Regions from separate parts of the Homo sapiens genome. Here region 2 is linked to region 1. Evidence: read pairs that join two places in POLR2A ChIA-PET (ENCODE). Cell type or tissue: OCI-LY7. All regions are shown on one strand. Each heading gives the region's core, and the rest is flanking DNA. Links, peaks and the distances in the headings are about the cores only.

Region 1 (9,751 bases), core at 1,861-5,860:
GGATTTGTGTCCCCGCCCAAATCTCATGTAGAATTGTAATCCCCAGTGCCAGTTGGAGGTGGGTCCTGGTGGGAGGTGATGGGATCATGTGGGTGGTTTCTCATGGTGTAACGCAATCCACCTTGGTGCTGTCGTCACGATGGTGAGTCCTCATGAGATCTGGTTGTTTCAAGGTGTGTGGCACCTCACCTCTCTCTCTCTCTTCTCCTGCTCCCACCACGTGAGGCACCTCTCTCCCCCTTTGCCTTTTGCCATGATTGGAAACTTCCTGAGGCCTCCCCAGAAGCAGAAGCCCCTATGCTTCCTGCACAGCCTGCAGAACCGTGAGCCAATTAAACTTCTTTTCTTTATAAATTATGCAGTCTCAGGTATTTTTTTTATAGCAGTGAAAGAACGGAGTAATACAATGATATAATTGGAATAGGATGAGATGGAGTGAGCATTAGGTATGCTGGAACTAGGGGATCAAATGATATCAACTCACTCTCTTCTGCTCAAAAACATACGTAATCCCCAAAAATGCTTGGCTCTTCTTCTTCCTTTTATTAACATGTGGCCACTATTCTATCCTAATGAATATGGGCTTTACCCAGGAAATGAGTTAAAAGGCCACAGCTATGTGTATATGTGTATGTGTGTTGGGGGAGGGGGGAGGGGTTGGAGGTCTTAGTTTACCTTTTCTGCTCCAATACCTATCCACTGATGACTTCTAAACTTTTTGTCAGCACCATCCTAATTCTGATTCCCAGATCTAGATATTTAGAGGGCAATTTGGCCTAGATGTCTAATAAGTCATTCAACTACAAAGCAGTCAAAATAGAAGTTGCTATTCTTCTTATGTTTTATCCTTAGTTATTTGTGTTTCTCTTCCATGTTGATGATGATACTATCTTTAAATTCCCCTTGGATCTTCATCAGAGATCAGAATTTATAAGTTGATTGATACATATTCATTAAATATATGTTGAACATGCAAAGTGGAGATGCATCATGTGTAACATAATTTTGTTGTGAGGATTAAATGAAATAACATGAAAAACATTCAGTAAAATGCTTGACATGCATAATTTCACAACCAATGAATGAAGAGGATACAAAAGATATTTTTAAACTTGTGTCTTTTATCCTATAGTTTCTTAAGTGAATTCATAACAAGGAAGAATATGATATTTTTAACACCCAGGGAAAGTCACCTTACCACCAAAACATCCTTTAGTACACTTCAGGTTGTGCCTTGAAGTGTTTGTTTGCATTTGTTAATATAAATGAGAGAAGAGAAGAAAACTTCTCCCACCTCAGGTAAGCCCGTAAATGCAGCTGTCTCTACTGCATCTCAGGGCATTGTTAGATACATATTTTACTTTAGCCTGGAATCCATTTGAAATGAGTTGAGTGTATGAAAAGAATGGCCATGTACATATATATATATATTTATATATAGTTATATATATGGTTATATGTATGGCAATAAACCAATTATTAATAATGTAAAATGTAGTGAGTGATATTACACACCCATCTCTATAAAAGGCATTTTCCCAAACATTCTCTTTAGTGTTTGCAGGAATCCCATACATTAGGTGTAAAAAGTGGCATTAAAGTTAGAGAAGGGGCTACTCAAGGAATGGAAGTCACATATGTGGCAGGAGGAAGTGAACCTAAGCCTCAGTGCTCCATGTCCATCCCTCAGCTCACTGCACCTCAGTGCCACACTTAGCCCTGAGAAAACCTCCTCTGCCCACGGACACTCACTGGGGTAGCATCCTTTACAGTTTTCAAGAACAGACATTATTTTCTGTTAGGGGGAGAGCATTTCCTTCATAAGTAAAATTTATCCACCAGTACTGATCCTAGAGGTGTTGAGTGCCTTGAAAGCTCTCTGTGTCATGAACTCTTAGACTAGAAATGAATCTTAAATTAGAATGGCACAAATGTGTATCACAAACATATAAACATACTCAAGCATACCATGGCTGACATTTAAAATGTCTGGACTAAGAAAATGTGAGGCCAGAGGTTTGGATGAATAAACTACGTGGACATAGAAGCTTCCTAGGACAATGACATGAATGTTGTCAAGAAAGGCTGTGTCTGTTAGAGGCCAAAAGGCCTGAATTACTTATGGGGGTATGACCAGTGTCTAGACAGCAGAGATGAGGCATCGTTAGCGATTCACCTGGCATGTGCCTTAACATTGCTTTTCCAGCAGGGCAGATAAATGATGGCCTGAAAGCTGCCTCAGAAAATCAAGATGATTCCAGTCTTCTCCACAACCCTGGAGGAGAATGGGCATCCCCTATTCTCACTATTCCAAAGTCAAGAGTGTCCTTGGGGGAAACACCCGAGTCAGCAGGGGCAAGGAGGTGCAAGTAGCATTTGGTAAACAACACAAAATATCTGTAGAACGCAGTGGAAATATTCATGAGGGAAGACAGCCATGGAAAGAAGGACTGGGGAGAAGAAGCACAAAATTGTAAGAGAATGTGATATGATTAAGACAAGGCTGCTTGCCAAAACTCCACACAGGCAGCGGTCGAGCTGGTCTTCTATTCTCCTTGGACAAAAAAGGCTCTGTTGTCCTGATTATGAGCTCTCTAATAGAGTATACAGATTTTGAACCTTTCTTTTTGCAGAAGATGACTTTCTGTAACCATGCAATATATATTCAACTTGTAAGTAGTTAACTTTTTAAAAAATTTGGATGTTCTTTATTTCTTTATCTTGTCTGATTGCTCTAGCTAGGACTTTCAGCACTATGTCCAATAACAGTGGTGAAAGTGGGCATCCTTGTCTTGTTCCAGACTTAGAGGAAAGGCTTTTAGTTTTTCCCTGTTCAGTATGATACTAGTGGTGGGTCTCTCATATATGACTTTTATTATGTTGAAGTTAGATGTTAACATTTTATGTATATTAAAAAATGTCTGGGCTTGGATGCCTATACTGCCTTTGTAACCAGGGAAAAGGCTCTGGTTTCCAATACAAATAGGCTTTAGGAAAGGATCTTTGCAAAAGTGAAAAATCTAGGGAGTCTGTTTTCCTTTGATACATTGTTCTTTAATTTATCATTTGGCTTATCTCAGAGAACAGAAAACATGATGCCAACCGTGTAAGAGAAGAGGAAATGTATTATTACCTATAAAAGAAAAGTCAAAGAGTAGATCTAATTTAGGCATGGCATGGCTGGAGACAGAAAATCGATGCCATCAGAATATATTTTCCCTGTATCTCTTGTTTCTGTTTGCTCTGCTCTTTAACTTCATTCTTAAACGGGCTCCCATTTGTTCTTACAAGATTGCTGCCTGTGGCTCTGAGGAAACACATTACAGGAAAAAAGACTGATAATCTTTCTCTTAGGATTTCTAAGTAAGGACCAGAATATCAATGGATCTGTTTTACGTCATGTGCTGTTGCCTGCACTAATGTCTGTGACCAAGGGACTTCCATTGGTAGATGTGCATAGGCCCAGATTATGTGTTCCACCCCAGATCATGATGAAGTTAACACAAATGAAGACACAACCTTGAGGGTTGGGGTAATCACAAAAAGATAATTGAATTTTAGTTTCTAGAATATAGATGACTGGATATAGAGACATCAGCAAAACATGCCTACTCTATTTGACTTTTTTAATCATTAGTTCCCATACTAGCTACTAACAACACTCATTGTTATTGCCAGAATATTTCTACTATCTGATGTAAACCTATAGTGGATTTTCAAATCCCAATCTTGCTAACAAATGGAGGAGCCATAGTGTATTTCATCAGGATATTCAATATATATAAGGCTAGATACCAGTAAAGTGGATGACTTACTATTTTGTATAAACAAAACAGTAAGTGGAACCAAGAAAAATTTAAAGCCACTATGGCCAGAGACACTGATAGTGAATGTGACCCAAAATTATAGTTAATCAGTGGCAAAATTGAGGGCAAAATTCATGTCTCCTTATTTCCATACCAGTGTCCTTTCTTTCTTTGAGTAGGAATCATCCAGTAGCCTAATACTCTTCCTCTCTCCATGGTATTTTACTTCTCCAACCACAGAAAGTATAACATCCATTTGTGAACGGTGAAAAGTAGCACTAGACCTGAGTAACTCAGTGATTCCTTCCTTTGGACTCTGTCTTTTGTAGGAAGGATATTTTCTCTTTTGCTCCATGTCTTTTAATTATATTAGTGGGGTAGGGTTTAATTCTGCAGATAGGCCTGCAATTGGTGGTAAGTATAATTTTAGGTAGTGTTAAGCCCAACTGGTGAAGAGAATTTAAACTACCCAAAATGGGAGTAAGATGACTTAAAACAATCAATACACAGAAATGAATATCAGCTCTTTTGTTGTTTATTTGTAACAAATGTGATATTTGGTTCTTGTCAGTTTGATTCCTTCATTTTTGTCTCTCATTTTGTTCGACATTTAAGTACAGCATAGGGATGTTATTTAATTTACATTCTCACACTCTAAAAGAAATACTATTCTGAATTAAGTAGAAAAAGAATAAGCAAGTGTAGTTACTCTGGTACCCATTAATCACATTTTCCATATTTTTCAAATTTTATACGATAATGAAATTCCCTAAAGAGAAGAGAAAAAAAGAAGATTAGTATCATAAGGAAAGTGAACATTGGTATTGAATGTACTTTTCCTTATCTTCTAAAAGAGGTCCTGAAAAGGGAGCTGCTTTTAAATTCCCTTTACATCCTTCTTTTTTTTTTTCATTTTTGTTTGTTACCACTATAATTTGTACATTCTTTCTCCATGTCTTGATTATTCAAAAGGTGTCCTATGACATTTTTTATGTAGAGTTTTTCATCCCCTAACCCATTCCCATCTCAATACCTTTCCATTCAACATAGAAATACCAGATTTTTTTTTACCAAGAGGTAAAAGATAACCACAGCAATAATGCTATGCATAATTCACGCAATTTGCTCTGTGCTCAAATTTTTCACTGTTTTCACACTGTCCATTGATTGTAGTCTATTCCCCTTACTTGGGTATTTATGTTTCACAAAAGACTAGCCTCTGCATTATTTTCCATCTTTACATATTACTATTCTCTAAATACATAATGTTCCTTTCAGCATCATATTTGTATTACATCTCTAAAGACACTGCACACTTATTTGATTCCAAGTGTTTTCCCAAACAGTTGGCACTGTGTAGATTGAACAATCCATTTTCTTTTTTGTGTTCCATTTCTTTAAAACTCCTTTAGCCCTCTCGTTCTTCAAGAGACTTCCCACACCAACCCCTATAATCAGGTTCACCTTTGATATATATCTAATGCACTTATTTGGTTCAGGAATTGCAAACATAAATGCTTGGAGCCTAGTGGGTAATATAAGTAAGTGATGTGAGCCACTTCCATCACAAAAGAGAGAGGAAGAACTATGGTTGTTTGGAACACATGATCTCCATTTGAACAGGGAGCTACTAGGAGGCAGCTGTTGCTTATTTATTGCCTGAGAAATCCTTGCTTAGTATCACTAAGCAAGTTTGAAATCTGCATTTGTGGGTAAATTCTATCAATGATTTCAAAACGTATTAAAACATCATTTTTGTCCAACAAAACCAAGGTTGCTTTCTATTCTCATCAACTTTGCATGCATATGTTCTTTTTGTCAAATAAGACCACAAGCTTTTTAAGAGTATGGACTGTTTCATGTAATGTTCTCTTTTCCTAGCATATATTACCAGAGTGCTAGGCTGAGTAGGCTTGAGGGATTCATTAAGGACAGAGAATATGACTCTATAAATTCTAGCCAAGTCTTGGATTCATCATTGTTTTTCAAAGATTTTACGTTGTTCACAAGTGGCAGATATCTCTGAGAGCAGTGAGTCCAATTTGCCAGGGCTTTTTCCTCAAAACACTGCCAAGAGCAGAGACCAAGGAATTACCCTTCTCCTCCTATTGTTCAAAAGAGCATTAGGACTATTCTTCTTGCCCCGAGATATAGAAATGGCATGAAAATTAAGTTTATACATTCAGGTCATATGGAGAATTAAGCAAATATGCATGTCACTGCACCATTCCTGCCATTGGAATTAATTTTCTGTGTTCCAGAATAAGATATGTTTGATATGAACTGTGCTCCTATTGGCTACAATGTTACTGAACGGTTTTTAACTATTTTAACCAGCAGGGCTCTTCATTTATTCTTAGACTGAGAAATAAAAACTAGAGTGGTCACAGTACATCTCTCAGAGTTACAAGGTAGAAAGGAAGGAAAGAAGGAAAGAGGGAGAGAGGGAGGAAGGAAGGAAGGAAGGAAGGAATTACTACACCAGGAATTATTACCAGCTTCTGGAGGATGACCTAGAAGCCCAAGGAAGGAAGAAAGAAGGTAGGAAGGAAAAATGGAAGGAAGGAAGGAAAGGAAGGGAAGGAGGGAGGGAGGAAAGAAGGAAGGAAGGAAAGAAGGAAGGAATTGATGAAGGAAGAGAGGAAGGAAAGGGAGGGAGGGAGGAAGGAAGGAAAGAAGGGATTGTTTCTTTAACCTCATCCCCATTTTTGCCAAGGAGATCTGAGGCCTGATCTTTGAGCTGCTAACACCATTCCGTGAGGTTACAGCCTCCTCACATTTCCTAGATGAGCCTGAAAGGAATCTTAGAATGATCTTTGTGGGAAGTTGTGAAGTAATAGTCCGGCAGATCACGGCCCACATTGTGTGTCTGTTTGAATCTATGTGATTTTCCAGAGGCCAGGGCATTATCAGCAAGACCCTCTTACACTGCTCTTTTTAGTAGTGTGTGTACAAACACCACAGAGTATAACAGAAATATTACATGGAAGAGCTACAAAGACATTTCCAAGTCTCTTTTCTGACTATCTCATTTCTAAGAAATCAACAGTAACCGCATTAGGAAGGAAGGATAATGTAACTTAATTATTCTATATAGTCTGGTATCTCGTTCATCTTTTAATGAGAACAGTAGAGCCAACAGTAGAGACCTGGTTAACTTACATTTTTACATTTACATTCTTTTTCTTTAAAGGACATTTCAATTATCCTCTGAAATGGAATAATCCTCATTGAAAGCATGATACTAGAAGCTCATGAGGATTATTTTCAAAGAAAGCTGTGCAGAAGAGTTGGCTCAGCAGGCTTGGCATGCTCAAACCAGCTCCTGGGAGATAACCTACGAGCCCTTGGAATAGTCTGTGCAATAGGGTATGTTTGTATATCCAGGACCTGGGTCTGCCAAAGAGTTTATGCTAGCCATGAAATTTATAATGAACACCTGTTGTTGTTTACCTAGGGTCCTGGAGCACTCCATATCAGTTTGATCTCTGGCTGGGGAGGAGCTGGAGATTAAGTATTTAAGATCAGCCATGTAGGTATTCTGTGCCTACCTGACTGACCCCCATTAAAGAGTCTGAACACCAAGTCTTGGGTGAGCTTCCCTGGTAAGCAATACTTCATGTGTGTTGTCATGGTAGCAGGGAGAATTAAGTATCGCTTCTGTGAGTCCACTGGGAGAAGACAGCTGGAAACTTGTGCCTGCTCTCTCGGGGACTCCACCTCATGCATCTTTGGTCTTTGCTGATTTTAATTTGTATCCTTTCATTATAATAAACTGTTACCATGAATATAACAGCTTTTCTGAGTTTTATGAGTCCTCCTGAATCCTCAAGCCTGAAGATAGTCTTGGGGAACCTCAACAGAGAAGATCTCACAGGTCATGAAGAAGTTAACTGACAAGACACAGGGCTGATTTGTGAAAACAATTTTGAATGGAGCTAAATATACATTGTAAGGAATATTATTAATTCTTTAGTCTAAATTTCCTACTGAATTTATTTGAAAGGCAAAAACAATATGAAAAGTTGACTGTCAATTTTTATGCATGTAAGACCACCCTTTGCTACTCGTGTGTGTATCTATACCTGCATCTATGTTTATACGTTTGTCTATGGCTATAGCTGCATCTGCATCTTTTTCTACATCTCTTAATAGCTACCAAACACTGATAGGTGCTATTCATAGGTTTGTCAATGTGACATATAAAAAAAGTTCAGTGTTTTTTTTAAATAACTAGATTTCCATTTATTGCTTGAATATAATCTACAGATTACCTACAAATATAATCTCTGTACAGTTCTCCCAGAACATTATGTAAGCCTTTTTTCTTTTTTAAATGATTCAACTTTGAATACTAACTAAATTCTAGGAGACTTTCTTCACTCTCTCTGTAGTCTGTCCCCAGTTTTTGTAAATAATGAGGCTATTTTTTTAAAAAAAGTATGCATCAGTAAAACCCAATTCCTTGACTATGTTTCTTTGAAATTTCTGTGAAGAAGTAGAGGGAAAAAATAATGGCATTTTATTCTGAACTTACCTCTGTTCAACACAAAAGAAACACTCATTCTGGAAAGTGTGGCCATTTGAGGCACAAACAGGTGCTGTCACATTGGGGCAGTCTGCATTGTAATCAGGGTCCAGTGGGATATACATTTTACATCGGGGCTGCAAATACATGACACCATAAAGTGACAAATAATACACTCTCTCCCATCTATTTCTTCCTGTCACTTCTGCCCCACTTAAAAAATAATATTAAATCATACCAGTCAATTGATCTTATCAAGGATTCACTGTTCTGTGGCCTTCTGTCAGGCCAGTTTCTTTTTCTGATTGTAGTGTCCCCACCCATCCTATCATCTCTTCAAGTCATAACCATTTTAATATCCCTGTTTAACCTTCATGTTTCAGTTCCAGTAGGATGTTTATGAGTGGAGATACTTATGTGTTTGTGAACTTCTAGAGGACAGACCTCAAGTGTCATTGGTCAGAATAAGGATTTTGTATTAAAACTTATTAAAACTGCAGGCAAGATAGCTGAATAGGAACAGCTCTGGTCTGCAGCTCCCAGTGAGACCAATGCAGAAGGTGGGTGATTTCTGCATTTCCAACTGAGGTACCTGACTTATCTCACTGGAACTGGTTAGACAGTGGGTACAGCCCACGGAGGGTAAACAGAAGCAGAGTGGGGCGCCACCTCACCCGGGAAGTGCAATGGGTCAGGGAACTCCCTCCCCAGCCAAGGGAAGCCATGAGAGACTGTGCTGTGAAGGACAGAGCTATCCAGCCCAGATACTATGCTTTTCCCACAGTCTTCGCAACCTGCAGACCAGGAGATTCCCTCAGGTCCCTACACCACCAGGGCCCTGGGTTTCAAGCACAAAACTGGGTGCCCATTTGGGCAGACACTGAGCTAATTGCAGGAGTTTTTTTTTTCATACCCCAGGGGTGCTTGGAATGCCAGGGAGACAGAACTGTTCACTCACCTGGAAAGGGGGCTGAAGCCAGGGAGCCAAGTGGTCTTGCTCAGCAGGTCCCATCCCCACAGAGCCCAGCAAGCTAAGATCCACTGGCTTGAAATTCTTGCTGCCAGCACAGCAGTCGGAGGTCGACCTGGGACACTCAAGCTTGGTGGGGGGAGGGGCGTCCGCCATTACTGAGGCTTGAGTAGGTGGTTTTCCCCTCACAGTGTAAACAAAGCCACTGGGAAGTTCCGACTGGGTGGAGCCCACTGCAGCTCAGCAAAGCTGCTGTAGCCAGACTGCCTCTCTAGATTTCTCCTCTCTGGGCAGGGCATCACTGACAAAAAGGCAGCAGCCCCAGTCAGGGGCTTATAGATAAAACTTCCATCTCCCTAGGACAGAGCACCTGGGGGAAGGGGCAGCTGTGGGTGCGTCTTCAGCAGACTTAAACGTTCCTGCCTGCTGGCTCTAAAAAGAGCAGTG
Region 2 (9,751 bases), core at 1,904-5,903, 120 kb before region 1:
GTTATTTTTTTAAATTTCATTTCAAAATTGTTCTCATCTGAATCTATGACCCATCTAGAATAAATTTTTGTGTGAGGTATGTTGACTTCTTGAGTAAAATACAAGGCAGGGTCACCCTTAAAAACTGATTAGAGAAGAAAAGTCTCTGTTTTTCTTTTAGGACCTTTATACAAACTCAGCTTTTAGCACCTCTCTACAGGTCTTCTCTCTAGTGAATACACCAGTAGCCTTCTTTTCGTTTTTGACTTTTATCTTGTTAACTATCGCCATCAATCAAAATACTGTTGGTTTTAAGGGGTTGTTTCATCCCACTGGCTAAATGTAATAAAGTACACTTATACCACACTTGACTGACAAAATGTCTAGAAATGTAGTGTTTACTCTTCATTATATTTCAACAGTATTAACTATAATGTCTGTTTGTTAACAATGGTACTTGATGACTTTCCATTTTATTTTAGAGAGCCAAAGTTAAGTTTTTGGTTTCCAACTATTAATCATCCATTTTGCTAAACCACTATTTTTTTTCTGCAATGAGATGTTTAACACAAAGCACATTCTGTTACGTATTATTTATCTATAGTTAAGTATACACAGAACAACTTTTTTCTTTTAAATATCATCATCTGATGGGTAAATCAATATCCAAGTAATATGTATAAAAGTATTTTTTATATTATAAAGTATTATGTGATAGAGATTAACATTATTAATGCCTAAATTTTTTTTGGAAGCCTCGGCTGTACAAGTTGTAAAACATCACCAAAGAACGCTAGAAATCCCTGTTAACATTTCTAAGAAAGATTCCATACATAAGAGGAGGTATTATTAGCTACATAAAAGTCAAAACAAGCCAGAAAACATGTCTTATCACTCTACTGTCTATTTTAAGAAAGTTTAATGTGCACCAAAAGAAAATGAATACTAGCTATGCTCATGGTTACTTACTGTCCATCAAATACAACAAAGAAAGCAGTTACTGACGAGCATTTTCTTTTTAAAGACTTGCCAGGGAAGTTAAATAAAAGCTTAATGATTATTTTAAGTTGATTTTTAAAAAATATTTAGTAATTAAAGAAAATGAATACCTGATCTCCAACTGTCTTCAACAACATGTTGGATAAGACCTCCAAGGAAAGGAACTCGAACCATTTCTAAGTGTTCCAAGTTTCGGGCAGAGGCTAAGCCTGTTACTAAAGGGACATATTTCAAGGAATTTGTGGGTCCTGGAAAAAAAAAAAAATCTTTGATAGAACAATGTAAAGTGCCTTAAAATGAATTTCAAATCAGTGAAAGACATGTATAACTTATAAACTCTAAGTCTTAAAATGACAGCCAAATTGGCTCTCTGAAATCAGGTTCTTGTTACAAATGAAAGTGTTAGCCTATTAACCATACACTTACTCAGCATAAAGGTTTTTCAGTAACACTGTAGAGATATGTAGTATTCCGTAAATTCTCTAAAGGCTCAATAGTTTTGAACTCAAACTAACTAATGGGAAAAAGTCAAGATAAAAATTTGATCCTTCACTCAAGTAAACAGCTCAATCATTTAATCATCTCTATGACCAGTGTTGCATTAGCTACTATAGAAGATCACAAAAGATATGGTCCTGTCCATCAAAAAACCTGCAGTTGACATGGAGCTAGAACTAACATAAGTAATTATAGAAGGATAAGAAGGCAGACTGCATCAAGTGTAAAAATAAGATCTGCCATACTCCATGAAAAAGAAAAAGAAAGAGGAGAAAAGTAAGTTGGAAAAGGCAGAACCTGAAGAACGCATACAAAAACAGAGGAAGAAAGTGCACATCTCAGGATAACGAAACAATAATACAGCATAAGAGAAGACATTGAGATGGAAAGCTGTATGGCTGACCAGGGAACAATGAATAGTCAAATGTGATGATAAAAGAAGATATATCTTGGAAAGGTGTCAGAATAAGGTTATCAAGAGGGGTCCTGGTTATCATGACCTTAAGCAGAGTAGTTCCCACTTAATGCTCTAGTGCAGCGGTGTCCAATATTTTGACATCACTGGGCCACACTGGAAGAGGAAAAATTGCCTTGGGCCACATTGGAAGAGGAAAAATTGTCTTGATATTAAAGATAGCTGATGAGCAGGAAAGAAAAAGAAGAAGAAGAAGAAAAAGCCTATGCATAAATCTCATAATGTTTTAAGAAAGTTTAAGAATTTGTATTGGGCATCATGTGGGCTGTGGCCAGTGGACCGTGGGTTGAACAAGCTTGCTCTAGGGCAACAGGGACACTAAAGATTTCTGTTTAGAAGGATAATACCATAAAAGCTATGTTTAAGGGAGATTAAGGAAGCCAACTATTTACATGCAGAATGATTCGGAGACCAGAAACAAAGTAAGAAGACTGAAATTTAATAAAACAATCCTAGGAAAAGTAAAAAGTACCCGTAAAAAATAGAGATATTCTGAGTTTTGTTTTTTTTTTTTTGCTGAGGTCAAACACAAATCATCTTTCTAATGTCTTTAAAACAAAAAGTACATTTATCTTCACAAGATGAATATGTTATAAGACATAAATAGTAATAGCATAATATAATTGTATTTACAAATGTAGCTAGAGTTTGCTTCAGGATATTTTTAGAATAACTTATGTTTAATTCCACCATAATTGTGTACCATTACCTGCACAGTTCCTCATGACGAAAGTTCTTAAGCTGATACAAAGGAAGTCTTTAAATGGCTGTGGTTTAGTGAGTCTTACCCACTTCATATAAAGGTGCCTTAGCATTGGGATACAAGGAATTTCAGGAACATTCACCCCTAAAACACAAATATAAAAAAGAACAAACAAGAAAAAAATCACAAAAATATACTATATTTTGCTTATAAGTTCAAGAGTCTATTTTTCATATTAACAGCTTAACCTTCAAGGATTTTTATCCGAACAAATTATACAAAATCTATCAAGTTTGCCTTATTTAAAACAGGCTTACAAAGAACAGTTTACGTAAACCATAAACTGACTTAACTTTTTTAGGAAAGGCCAATGGGAAGATAGAGTTTAAAAAGTATTTCTATGTCTTAGACATGTAAGTCTTTCTCATAATCTTACAACTCTTCTAGGATACGTTTTCCCAGAAGAGGTAAAGTGAAAATGGATTACTGAAAGCAAAACTATAACGATGGAGATGGAACACACAAATTTACTATTTGACTACCAACATCCACTGCCCCCTAGTAGGAGAACTATATTTCTCAGAGCAAAGTCAGCTAGATGGGTTTAAATATGCAAATAGATATCTGGAAGATAGCCAAACACAGAACTTTAAAAGCTGTTTTCTATAAATATATGAATCTTAAGAATTTGTAAATGTGTGGGAGAAGCCAGCCAGCATGGCTCTGAGAAAAGCAGAAACCTGCCAGTCATTTATTTTAGAATTTCAAATTGGTAAAGGTAATTTGATGCATGGGATCCAGGAGTGGCTTAATACTAGGAATCATATCCACAGAGGACCATGACCAGAAGAAGGGAGGTGTAGCGTGAGGTGAAAAAATACAGGAAATATGGATGAAAGAAGATAAAAGCCAAGGAAGGGACACAAATTTATTAAAGAAATCCAAGGATCCAGGATGATGGCATTTAACAAACAGTAGTTGGCAAAACTGTTTAATGCAATTTTTAAATTTGAGACAATAGGAGCTCTGCTAGCAAGAATAACTAGAGAATGTAAAATTGCAGTACTTGAATGGTCAGTTGTTTATAAAGGCTAAATTCTACCAAATGTTCTTATTGTAACCTACAAGGATTACCCCTTAACTTGTTCCTCTCAAAATAGCAGAGTTAAATTTAGTTTGAACTATGCACACACATTGTATAGCAACAAATGGGAAGTAAAATTAAGGATGAGACAAAAGGACAAAAAGCAGAAGTGAGGTACAGATTGAGATGTAAGATGCAGAAGTCACAAAGGTTAAATTTAGCATATATTGTAATACTATGAAGATGGTAGTACTGATTGTACTGATTAGGAAACCCAAGGAAGAAGGGTGAGACAGATGCAGAGAAGACAGTATACCCCAGGCCCAAACCACTTTCTGTCTCAAACAAACTCTATAAACAAAGGACATAACTGCCCATTCTCCTGGTAATGTTTATTTTTATTAATTTACCACACCTCTGCATCACCATAATACAGTGTTAAACTGTTAAATGATTCCCATAAATTAATGCATTTTAATAAAACTTACCCTGTACTTATATTTGCAATGAACTGTGACAGGCATTGTAGAAAATATAAAGATATGGAAATAAGTCTTTGACCTTAAGGAGCTTATATTATAAATTCCAGATATTACAGAATCCTTTTACATCTAAAAATCCAATTTCAAACTAGATATCACTCCCTGATCTTATAAATGAAGGGTTGCTAGAAATCTTTACTCTTCTCCCATAATTGTGTATCTAAGTCTTATTTAAGACCTACTCCTTATCATTCCTGATGCTCTCCCTGTACCACCTGAGTTTCAGAAATTTCCACTTCTTTAGACCATCCCCAATACCTAGAATAATGCTTAAAACACATATACTCTCTCTCTCTCTGTGTATGTGTGTGTATATATACAGAATAAAGTAGTAAACAAATATTAAAGGCCAGCTATATTAACAGGGACCCCCGAATTCCTTTCAGTGGCCTAAGCCAAAGGTGACAAATTTGAGAAAATATTTACACTTTTTACTTAAGTTGAAGTTACTGGTATATAATTTCAAAGAATATTCAGATGGAGAATGTACACTTGTGAAGCAGTATTTCCCTCACACCAGTGGATCTTTAATGGGAAATCGGAATTTTTATACAGATCTTGCAAACATTTATTTTGCAATCATCAATCAACAAAGCCATCTCTAAAATTCTCATTATTCTTTTTCAGTGAATATTCACATTTTATGGCATTTCAAGGAGTTACAAGTGACCCAAGAAACATGTACTCACCAACTAAATGTAAAGTTTGAATTTTGGCTCCTATAGGAATTTTCAGTTTATTTTCAGGAGGAATTGGAAAAGCTCCATTACGATTACGAAATTTCCCCAAAATATGAACATGGGGCATATATGTCCAAATGGATTCTACCAACTCCAAATGAGAAGTTTCCACACCCTAGAAAATAATGCCAAAGCAAGCATAAGAAAAGACTTTAGTTTAGCATCCAAAGCTTTATGTACCACAAGATGCTAAGTACACAATGGAACTTAAAAGTTTGTGACAGATGAGATTTGCATGTGAGTGAACACGTCTATCATTCTTTGGTCTATTATTTCATAAACAGTTGATGCCAAAATGTTCAACCAGGTGCACTCACCACTAAGTTTGGGCATGCCTGCAAAGCTTCTAGGACTCCTGGAATGCTAAAAGCCTCATGGCCCCTTACTCTTCGCCTCTCAAGGTATCGAGGGTGAAGGCCATATAGCTGTTCAACATCTGGCATCTTCTTTAATAGTGTTAGAAAACTGGCATCTGTAAAGCCTGAGAAGTTCAGAAGTATTTAGAGCCAGGTTCATCTTTCTGTTCATTAACATTTACTAGGCACTCGTGATTTTTACCAAAAGTTAAAAAAGACTTCCTCTTCAAATTTCCGTAAAGCTAACACTAAAGCTGAATAAACATAACAGAAAATATACTCCTTTAGTAACAGAGGAAATGAGTCAGAAACTCCACTTAATCTAAGTTAATACTTTATGGAGGAGGCTTTTATTATTGACTTTTTGGTTTTTGTTGCTTTTAAGGCATAGAAATCTTCAACAAAGAACACACTTTTAACCCAGATAACTTGGACCTATTTGGTGGATGGAGTGGGACCACCCACCTGATCACCACCACCCTCCTCCTCCCCCATGGGTACTCTCGTCTGTAAAACCTTCAGGACTCTATAGAACACATAACTAAAAATATAAATAAGATATGATCCTCATCGTTAGGAAGCTCACAGTTCTGACCTAATTCCTATCTCAAATTATTCTATCCATTTTCTAATAATTACTCTGATACTCTGTCATATGTTTAACTATTACTCCCCCGCCATTTTAGACAATTAATTCTTTTGAAAAAGACAGATGCAAGTTAGCTAAGAGAACCAGAGTGATCCAATCTCAGGGTATGCTGTTGATAGGAAGCTATCTATCCAGGAGACCATAGTAGGAATCAACAAGATGGGAACAGAGAGAGGCAGGTTACTTCCACAGCAGGAGCTGTTGGTTAAGTAAGTGGGGAGACAAGTCTCATATAGATCCTATTTTAATCTGTTACAAGGGCTTTTTTATTTTTAATGAAAGTGGTCAGAAAGCCAACTGTCTGCTTATTAATGACAAAGAAAAACATTAACTGTCAAGAACAAAAAGTAGGCCCCAAATATTTAAGTCTTACATACTTTTTTGAAAGTTGTTTTATTTTTAAGTTATCTCATTTAACATGTAAAGTCCAGACATGCTAACTTTAGTGAAGAGTAAGGAGAGACCAGAGATTACTTGGTCTCTAATTATAATAACAGTTCTTATTACTTTCTTGTATAGTAACTTTTAATGACTGAACGATTCAATGTGTTAATCATTTTTTTTCATTTATTCTCACAACCAAATCAGAAAGGTTATCACCCCATATACAAGCATAAAAAATGAAGTTGAGAGAGTTTAAGAGCTTCCAAATGGCAGTGCTGGAATCTAAAACCAAGTGTAACCCCTGCAATGTTTATCCTCTTTTGTCATACATGTTGCCTCCCACGAGAGAAATGGGGAAAGTTCTATCTTCTTTACAGAGATGGAGTGAGAATCCAAAGAGATCATATACGTAAACCATAAAGTACTATTATATAAAGGATCTGAGTTAAATGCCAGATAATAGGCCAAGGTGGCATTAGTGAGCAAGGTTAGTGTGATCTTATCCTAGGCTAGAGACTGTTTGCTTCAACTCTCTTTTACATTCATTGCAAAGATGGGAAGCCTTGGGCTCACAGGTTATTTATCATAGCCTAAAAGTCAGCAACATGCAGTCAAATTCTTCTCTAATTGGTAAGTGGTAGTGATGTTAATGGTAAGACTATATCACATGGGAGTTCTGCCATCCTGTCTTTATATACTGTGTTAATCCCGTCTTCAGAATTCCAGCTGGCCTAACCTTTGCAAAAGTAAATCTAATATAAGGAATAAGACAATCATTTTCACACTGCCCTAATTTTTTTTCTTTCCTGACATACAGGATCATTCTGAAACAAGATGAGATGAGGCTTTTGCCCTTAGAATGGCTTTTATTAAATATCTGAAAGTAACCGTGGTTTGCCTCCCACAAACCTATTAATAAGCTCCAGCCTCAGGTGTTTGCAATGTTCTTTATAAGAAAGTATATATTGATAACTACTATGGCCAGCTGATAAGAGTTACCAACTGATTTGATGACTCTCTTGAAAGGATGCAGCATCCACCTGCACAATTCCAGTATTCCAGAGCTAATCTGTTCTGTTCTATAGAACAGAACAAGACAATTATCTCCTCCAGCCCTTCACTTCTATTAAGGCTTTTTTTTTTATTTTTATTTTTTGGTTCCCCTCTCAGCCTTATCCCATTTTCGAAGTCTCATAATCTGGACATCATAGAAAAAGGATGACTTTAAAAGACAGATTCATAATTGCAAAACAATAGTAACTAAATTTTACCAATTAATGGATTGGCGTTAAGTGAAAAGAAGCCTTAATTGCCTTTTATTTTAACTCTTTCAAGTATGCTTTGCTTAGCTAAAGCCATTAACTTTCTTTTCAGGTGGTCTCTTCAACTGGGAACAATTTGCTGTGGTTAGGAAGCTACTGAGTTCTTCACCTGTAAGGTCAGTCAGTGGCTTATTCGAGAATCTCCAAGACCTACTATAGGTCTTCTAAAGAAATTGGAGTTCTGTGGCCTATTCTACAAAAATGGCAAGTATTTATTTAACTAAAGGGTGCAGTTTAGTTGCAGAGGAAATCTATGATGAAAACTGTTACCATTCACCGGAAAACATGCATCAGACAGTAAAGGACACACAGTGTCTAATGTGATACACATATACTCAATTAACCAAAGGCTCATGTTCTCCAATCACAGATGTGTGGAACAGGCTGATATAGTTACTTAAGGACAGGAAATGAAAAGAGCAGACTATTAAAACAATAAAGCCTCAGGTAAAACGCATTTTACAACCTAAAACCCAACATAAATAATTTAGACAAAATCTTGCCAGCCTACAAGGTGACTTAGATTGCCTTTCTCAAGACAACAAGTAACTTTTTATGAAACCATTGTTACTACTTTCCAGTAGGACACTACTGTACTTCACAGACTAAATCCACTTACCACTTGGCATGTATTCCCACCACCGCCCTGCACAGAGATCTACAACTCTCACAACTCGCAGATATAGGGTCACTGCTTCCTTTAGCTTCCGGGAAAGACATTCCATACACATGATATCCTGCAGAGGGAGGTACCTTTGTGAGAGAAAGAAACTCGTATTTATCAAGTGGATAAGTATTACTTCTCACCAGTAAGTTATTTTTTTTTCCTTCTTCCAATCTCCTACCACTCAAATGAAATAAGATCTTAAGACAGAGATTTAAAGCTACCACACATACGGTCATACAGCTTTTTACTACAAAGGTAAGTCAGCAAATAGTTGAGTATCCAAATAAGGTATTGAGCTCCCTCCACAGGTCATTTGATAAAACCTGCCTTTCTTCTTTTGAGTTTTCATGGACAAAGAAAATCTAAAAACAAACCAGAAAAACAAAGAAAAGAAGAAAAAAAAAAAAACAGTGCTTTTCAAGATGTGATGAGAAAGGAACCTGAGAAAGATCAGAGAGAATTACTCAATTTGAACATGCACAATATTATTTCGTATCTTTTACAGAATCTACTCCTGCAGGGACATTCTGCTCCCTCTCAACTCCACCATCCTGCTCCTGCAAACTCTACTATCTTCTCCATCAACAAATATGTATACTAGTCATATAGTACACAATTTCTTTTCCCATTTTTTTTTTTTTTTTAACCTTTAAGGTCACATACACTGATAAAAGTATTGCGTAAAGTATTAAGACACCTCATGTGAATTACAACTTCCTCTTTTCCATTCTTCTTTATTATCTTTTCCTGAAACTTTCAATTAATCCTGACTTTTGTTCTGTTATATATTCTGAAAGGTCTATTTTTCTCTTAAGACCCCTCCACACATGCCTAGATTAATTAAATGTTTTGAAAAGTTAAAGCTACCTTTACCTACTGAACCTGTATTGCGTCACATTCTACTCATTGTTTCACAACAACCTTAAGAGGTAACTAGCTGGTTCCTGTTTGGCATACAACTCTCTCCCAGTCCTTTATCTCCCCCTCTCTGACCTGCTGTGTTCCCTACCCCTCTCTGGCTGTTAACTTTAGCCAATGAGATGCACCAGCTGGAGGGCTCCAGGTGGCAATGCTGCCTTTCTACTGCTGCTAATCCCCTAGACAAATTCTTCATCATCCCTTACTTGTTCCCTAAACTCCATCTACATCTCTGTAAATAGTCCCTTCATTAAATTATCTTCAAATTCCAGGTAAGTGTATTTTCTGTTATCTGCTGGCACTTCACTGACATAGTATACACTATTATTACTCCATTTTATAAGTGCTGAAATTAGCTCAGAAGAATTAAACCTGCAAAATGTCACATGGCTAGGTAAGAGGGAGAAAGGGTCAGGAATGGCAAACACAGTTTTG

The links. Peaks named below come from ENCODE experiments on the same cell type or tissue, not always from the same donor. Only the 100,000 strongest peaks of a DNase experiment are listed, where the experiment ranks them.
Region 2: POLR2A ChIA-PET joins it to region 1 with 5 read pairs; 2 of 35 experiments call an interaction of 5 or more read pairs at or near these places.

The regions. Positions count from the first base shown.
Region 1 is chr5:148,280,824-148,290,574 of GRCh38, reverse strand. SPINK13 (serine peptidase inhibitor Kazal type 13) reads right to left here. Exons shown (of 5, transcript NM_001040129.3): 4 at 8,344-8,471; 5 at 4,320-4,575. The coding sequence ends at 4,527. It overlaps FBXO38-DT (FBXO38 divergent transcript), which reads left to right. Exons shown (of 5, transcript NR_105057.1): 4 at 1-323. Among named protein-coding and RNA genes, the nearest start is that of SPINK13, 17 kb to the right of the region's middle. In OCI-LY7, for the core only: no CTCF peak of the experiment used is centred there; no DNase peak of the experiment used is centred there.
Region 2 is chr5:148,397,732-148,407,482 of GRCh38, reverse strand. FBXO38 (F-box protein 38) reads right to left here. Exons shown (of 22, transcript NM_205836.3): 3 at 8,351-8,484; 4 at 5,338-5,501; 5 at 4,970-5,135; 6 at 2,661-2,798; 7 at 1,089-1,226. Among named protein-coding and RNA genes, the nearest start is that of FBXO38, 19 kb to the right of the region's middle. In OCI-LY7, for the core only: no CTCF peak of the experiment used is centred there; a DNase peak (open chromatin) is centred at 3,912; H3K4me3 peaks cover 778 bases; H3K27ac peaks cover 1,580 bases.